Linked DNA regions of Homo sapiens: region 2 is linked to region 1. A link is a contact called in ENCODE Hi-C data. All regions are on one chromosome and are shown on one strand. The core of a region is the stretch at or near the end of the contact, and the rest is flanking DNA. Distances in the headings are between cores, read along the strand shown.

Region 1 (2,700 bases), core at 29-2,528:
GTCAGTGGACAGGGAGAGGCAGATTCACCCCCAATCTGGATGGACACCATCTAATCAGCTATGAGCGCGGCTAGAATAAAGCAGGCAGAAGAAGATGGAAGGACTAGACTTTCTGAGTCTTCCAGCCTTCATCTTTCTCCTGTGCTCGATGCTTCCTGCCCTCGAACATCAGACTCAAGTTCTTCAGTTTTTGGACTCTTGGACTTACACCAGTGGTTTGCCAGGGGCTCTCAGGCCTTTGGCCACAGACTGAAGGCTGCACTGTCGGCTTCCCTACTTTTGAGGTTTTGGGACTCAGACTGGCTTCCTTGCTCCTCAACTTGCAGATGGCCTATGGTGGGACTTCACTTTGTTATCGCGTAAGTCAATTCTCCTAATCAATTCCCCTTCATATATACATCTATTAGTTCTGTCCCTCTAGGGAACCCTGACTAATACAGGGTCTTTAGGGAGATTCCTGCAATGAGCAATGAAGTCCTTTGCAAGTTTCATCTTCCTGAGCAAGAGTCTCAAGGAACACTAAAGTTCTGCTAATGCAGACCTTGGGGGTAGATGTCCAAGTTATGGCCTCAGCAGGTGAAGCAACATCACCAAAAGCCCAGCGGAGAGCCGTGGAGTCAGGAACCGACTTAGAGTGACACCTAGAGCCAGGTTCTCCTTAAAATGTGCCACCATTGCTGGTGGAGCTTTCCAGGACCCACCGGCCCCAGTGGGCACCTGAGAGCAGCAGCTGTGTCCCCTTCACCCACCCAGAGACCTGGCTCCTCCAGGCACCAGAGCTGCCACAGGGCAGTTGGCTCCCTCCGGAGTGGGGGTTGGAACCAGTGTCGAGCCCAGGCGTATCCCCTGGGCTGGGCTATCCCCGTCCCTCTGTTGGGACACGCCCCCTCATTTTCTGCTTATCGTGTCTGGCTGGTGGTGGGAAGATGGACAGCTCGCCTGGCTGGACCCGGTGGGGCCCTCCACACATTACTCTTTAGGGTCCTGTGAGGAAGCAGAGGGCACCTTTGCTTGGCTGTGAGGACAGACTGTGCCTGCAGCCCTGCCGCTGGGGAGAGGTTCTCTGCCGAGTCAAACCAGAGCCCAGACCCCAGGAAAGGGACCAAGGGCTGCCTGCTCCACCTCTGTTTGGTTATTTCTTATTGGGGGGAAGAGGAATCCAGGACTTTCCTTGAGCAATGCCAGATGCGTCCACACCCATGGGCTTCCTCTCCTCAACCTCAGGACACACGGCCCTGCTTCCTCCTTGTGGCTAACTAGCCCCACTTCTGCCCCTGCTTCCTCCTTGTGGCTGACTAGCCCCATTCCTGCCCTAGGTTCCTCATTCTTTTCTCCAGAGAGGCACGCTCTGTCACCATGTGCCGGCTCCAGGACAGGGGTTTTCGGAAGACCCATGGAATTATTCCATCCCCAACCCCTGGGCAGGGACCCAGCAGCTCACGGAGTTGACCCAGCCTGACCCCTCACTACCTCTTCCTCACCAATATCCCACCTCGTCCAGTCCTCAGGACAGCCCAGGCCACCCCTGCCTCCTGACTCAGGCATCAGGCCCCAGCCTGGGAGCATGAGGTTTATTGAGCACCTGTTATCCCCCTGAGTGGGAGGCCTCCCAGCAGCCCCATGCCTGTGTGAGGAGCAGGGACTGTGGGTCCACACAGACCGGGGCTCTCCCCACCTGGGATGCGGGACCTTGGACCAGCTCCTGGCAGGCCATGCCAATAAGGGCAGGTGAGAGCTGCAGCCCCTTCTGCTGAGAGGGAGAGACAGCCCTGCTGAGAGTTGGGACAGTCATGCCAAGAGCAGGGAGTAGTGGTGCTGAGTTTGGGGGACAGTCATGCTGAGTTGAGGGAGAGTCGTACTGCACAGAGCAGTCTTCTCCCTCCCCTCTCCCCGTGTCCCTAGGTCCAAGCAATGGTTTCTCTTGGCCTTCCTCCCCTTTGCTCCATCTCCCAGACAAATGGCCATAGTCCTCCCAAGGGTTCTTCCAGCAAAGGGAGCCACCTGGATGGAATGCCAGTCCTCCTCGGGTCTCCAGGGAAGAGTGGGTAGATTTGCTTTCCCCACCTCCTGGTAGGTGTGCTTGGGGGGAATGCTGCTGCAGAGAGCAGGGTGCGAGGATGTTCTGGGGCTCTGCAAACACCAGCGGACACCAGAGAAGCCAAAAATCCAACCTCGAAAGGCCTGGGGCCGGGGTAGGCACCATTATCCACCAGTGCCGCGTCCCCACAGACTCCTTTCTCTCCCTCTCCCTTTATCCCACACTCCTTCTCTTTCCCTGCCTCTCCTCCATGCCTAAACAACACTTTCTTGTGTTTAGTGCATAGCTTTTTATTTTAACCATGTTCTTTCAAAATGAATCTGTGTGTGTGTATTTTTAACTTAGGTAAATGGCATCTGTGGCACCTGGCTCTGAACATTACTTCCTCCACCGAATTTGCATCATGCACGTGTGACTTTTACCATCACCCATCCTGGTGCATCTGCATTCAGCCCGACGCTTTCCACAGCCGTGCCACACTCCCCGGGCTGCACCTACTGGGTGACCCAGGTGGCCTGTAAGCCTACCTTCACTCCCAGCGCCAATGCTGCAGTGCCACCCCCGCCCCCAATCGCCGCCTCCCCCCCCTACCCGCCCCCGACGGAACCTGTGTCAGAGTCCTCCTGGCTCACACCAAGGTGGGGACTTCGAGCAGTAAAACT
Region 2 (2,500 bases), core at 1-2,500, 1.6 Mb after region 1:
GGATCGATCGCCGCCAGACATCCCTGGCCGTGATTGCCCGAGCACTTGACCGCGAGGGATGGGGGCGCCGCGGCCTCTGGGCAGGGGACTCCGGGCGCCCCGAGGGAGCAGCCGGGACCAGTGCCTCGCGGACGGATTGTGCCCCGCTCCCCCAAGGGGGACCCGCGTCGACACGCTCCTCGGTCACCGTCCTCCTCCTGCCCGGGCGCCGCCTGCCTAAGGTGGCCCCAGAAAGCACAAACGGGTCGGGCGGATCTGCCGCTGGCGCCGGCGCAGCCCTTCCCACGTGCTCCTTCCGGCTGATTTATTTCTCCACCACGATGCCAGGCACGGGCACCCTGTGCCAAGCCTGGTTAAGCGCCAGGAGTCCAAAATGCCTGCCATAGTCCCTGCGCAAAGTTCACGGCCTCGTGCCAGGGACAGACAGCGCCCCCTCCCCACCCCAACACAGGGTGGTGAGTGCGATGGCAGAAGGCGCGTGTCCCGGCGCCCCTCCTGGAGTAGGAGGGCTAAGCCTGCCCTGCGGGGAGACCGAAAGGCTGGGAGGGACCTAGGACTGTGGGGGCCTGGGGGGAGGGCTGCAGAAACCCCAGAGCATGGTGGCAGAGGCAGGCACAGAAAGCAGGACAAATCTCACACCTGACCCCAGCAAGCCTTTCCTGGCACACCTCTTGCCAAATGCTGAGCACTCTGGAAACAGCCAGTGCAGGCGGCCTGTCCCGCCCCTGTAGCTGCTGCTGGGAGCCTCCCTCGCCTGCGTCCTCCCAGAATCTGGCCTCACTTCTGCAGGCCTGGGGTAACATCTTGGGGTCAGCGCCCCAGGAGAGGAGGCGCCTGGAGGCAGCAGAGATGTTTATGTAACAGCAGCCAGGCAGCCTGGAGGAGCAGATTTTCCATAGAAGGAAGCGCGGGGCTGTGCAGCTCCCAGGCTGAGGACTCTGCCCACCACGACGTCCTCTGCTCCTGGTGGGTGGGGGTGGGGTGGGGCATAGGGAGGCCCGAAGGCCTCAGGCCTGGTGCTGATCGGGTGCGGGTGCGACTGCCTGTGTGCCTCCATTGGCATCTCTGCCTGTGGGCCCCAGGCCAGAAGTAATGGCCCATGTAGCCCAGGCCCGGGGGCCAGTCCTCAGCATTTTGCGGAGGGGCGGCCTGGGAGGGGAGGAGGGGATCCCTGGATAGGGGGTCTCCCCTGGTCTGCCCCAGCTGTGCCGACAGCACCTCCACCTTGGGCCTCCATCCTCTACCAGCAGAGAAGAGAGTGGCCCATTCGGTGTCCACCCGTCAGGCCACCCAGCAGCCAGGCACGCTCATAAGCCCGCGTTACGGATGGTGCGGCCGGGTGCACAGGCCCGAGGGAAGCACAGGCCTCGGCCTCCCAGCTCCCAACCCCTGCACCACCCACAGCCGGGAGTACCCCATGGACAGCTGTGGCCGAGGAGAAGCCAGGGATGAGGGGGATGGGCCTCACCTCCCCACCAGCCTGGGAAGGGGGTAGGCCCCTGGCAAGTAGGTGAGAAGCTTTTTCATTCACAAGTTGTCCGGGCTCCCCATTCCTCTTTGTCAGGCCAGCGGGTGTGGGCAGTCGGGGGAGGCTGGGGTCCTGACACAACAGGAGTACATCTGCTGGCCTAGGGCCTGGAGACCTTCTCCTACAGGTCGGGAGGCAGCCCTGGGCAGCGGGCATTGCGGGGACTAAAGAGAAACAAGAGCAGGTTGTGTGCAGGGCACCCCAGCCACTCCAGAAACCCAATGGGAGGGTGGGGGCTAGGACCCCAAGAAGCTGAATTGGGGTGCAGTGCCGCCAGGCCTCCCCTGTAGGAGTCACTTTGGGCTTCCTGTCCCAACTTGTGGTGGGAGCTGGGGCAAGGTTCCAGGGGTACCCCGAATGAATGGGGCTGTTCCCAAGCTGGCCAGGGAGCCTGGAAGCAGATGAGATGGGGCCGCAGAGCCTGGTTTGCGGAGGGGAGAGGCAGACGTGTCCTGCAGCCCTCTCTTCTTCAGAGGCCCCCTGCGGGTGCTGAGGGGAGAGTGGCTTAGGCGTTGCACCCCAGGAGACTGAACTGGGTCAGTTCCCCCTTGTTTGCTGCCAGAGAAATGGGGGTACCATTGTCAGGGTGAGCTAAGGAGGCCCTGCTGACATTGGCCCAACCAGGCCCCTCCTTTGCGGCTGCTGTGGGGACTTTCGAGAGCAGAGCACACCCCTAAGTGCGTGGAGAGGTAAGCACAGCTGGTGAGCACACGGGGACAGCGACGGAGCTCATGGAGACCCAGGTGACCTTAAAACACCCCAGGGCCGGCTCCGGCCCCAGAGAGATGTGGTCCGAGTAGAGGGGGGTCAGCAGTGACCTGGTGGGTGGGTGTATTTGAGGGGTGCCTGTGTTGAAAGCTCTGCAGTAGATTCTAAGGAGCAGCCAGGGCTGAGACTCCCGGTGCTGAGCCCAAGGCCCCTTTCCTTCCTGCAGGAGTTCATCTTGGCTCTTGCAGCCCCCATGACCCTGTG

The links. A loop is a pair of places that touch in the nucleus more often than their neighbours do. Pooled maps may share reads with other maps.
Region 2: a pooled map shows a loop between it and region 1 (5-fold over the local background). The contact joins the promoter of NALT1 here to the enhancer-like site in region 1. A Hi-C loop is called at or near these places in 2 of 37 single-sample maps with no recorded cell type and 2 of 50 pooled maps.

Annotation. Positions count from the first base shown.
Region 1 is chr9:134,928,131-134,930,830 of GRCh38, forward strand. No RefSeq gene overlaps it. Among named protein-coding and RNA genes, the nearest start is that of FCN1, 12 kb to the left of the region's middle. RefSeq lists enhancers at 382-1,240, 1,241-2,098 and a silencer at 2,579-2,698. Within about 2 kb of position 1,279, at least 5 of the 41 ENCODE cell types and tissues checked have a DNase peak (open chromatin) inside an H3K27ac peak, as active enhancers do.
Region 2 is chr9:136,546,592-136,549,091 of GRCh38, forward strand. NALT1 (NOTCH1 associated lncRNA in T cell acute lymphoblastic leukemia 1) reads left to right here and starts at 1,251. Exons shown (of 3, transcript NR_121577.1): 1 at 1,251-1,510. RefSeq lists a silencer at 22-121 and an enhancer at 314-1,225.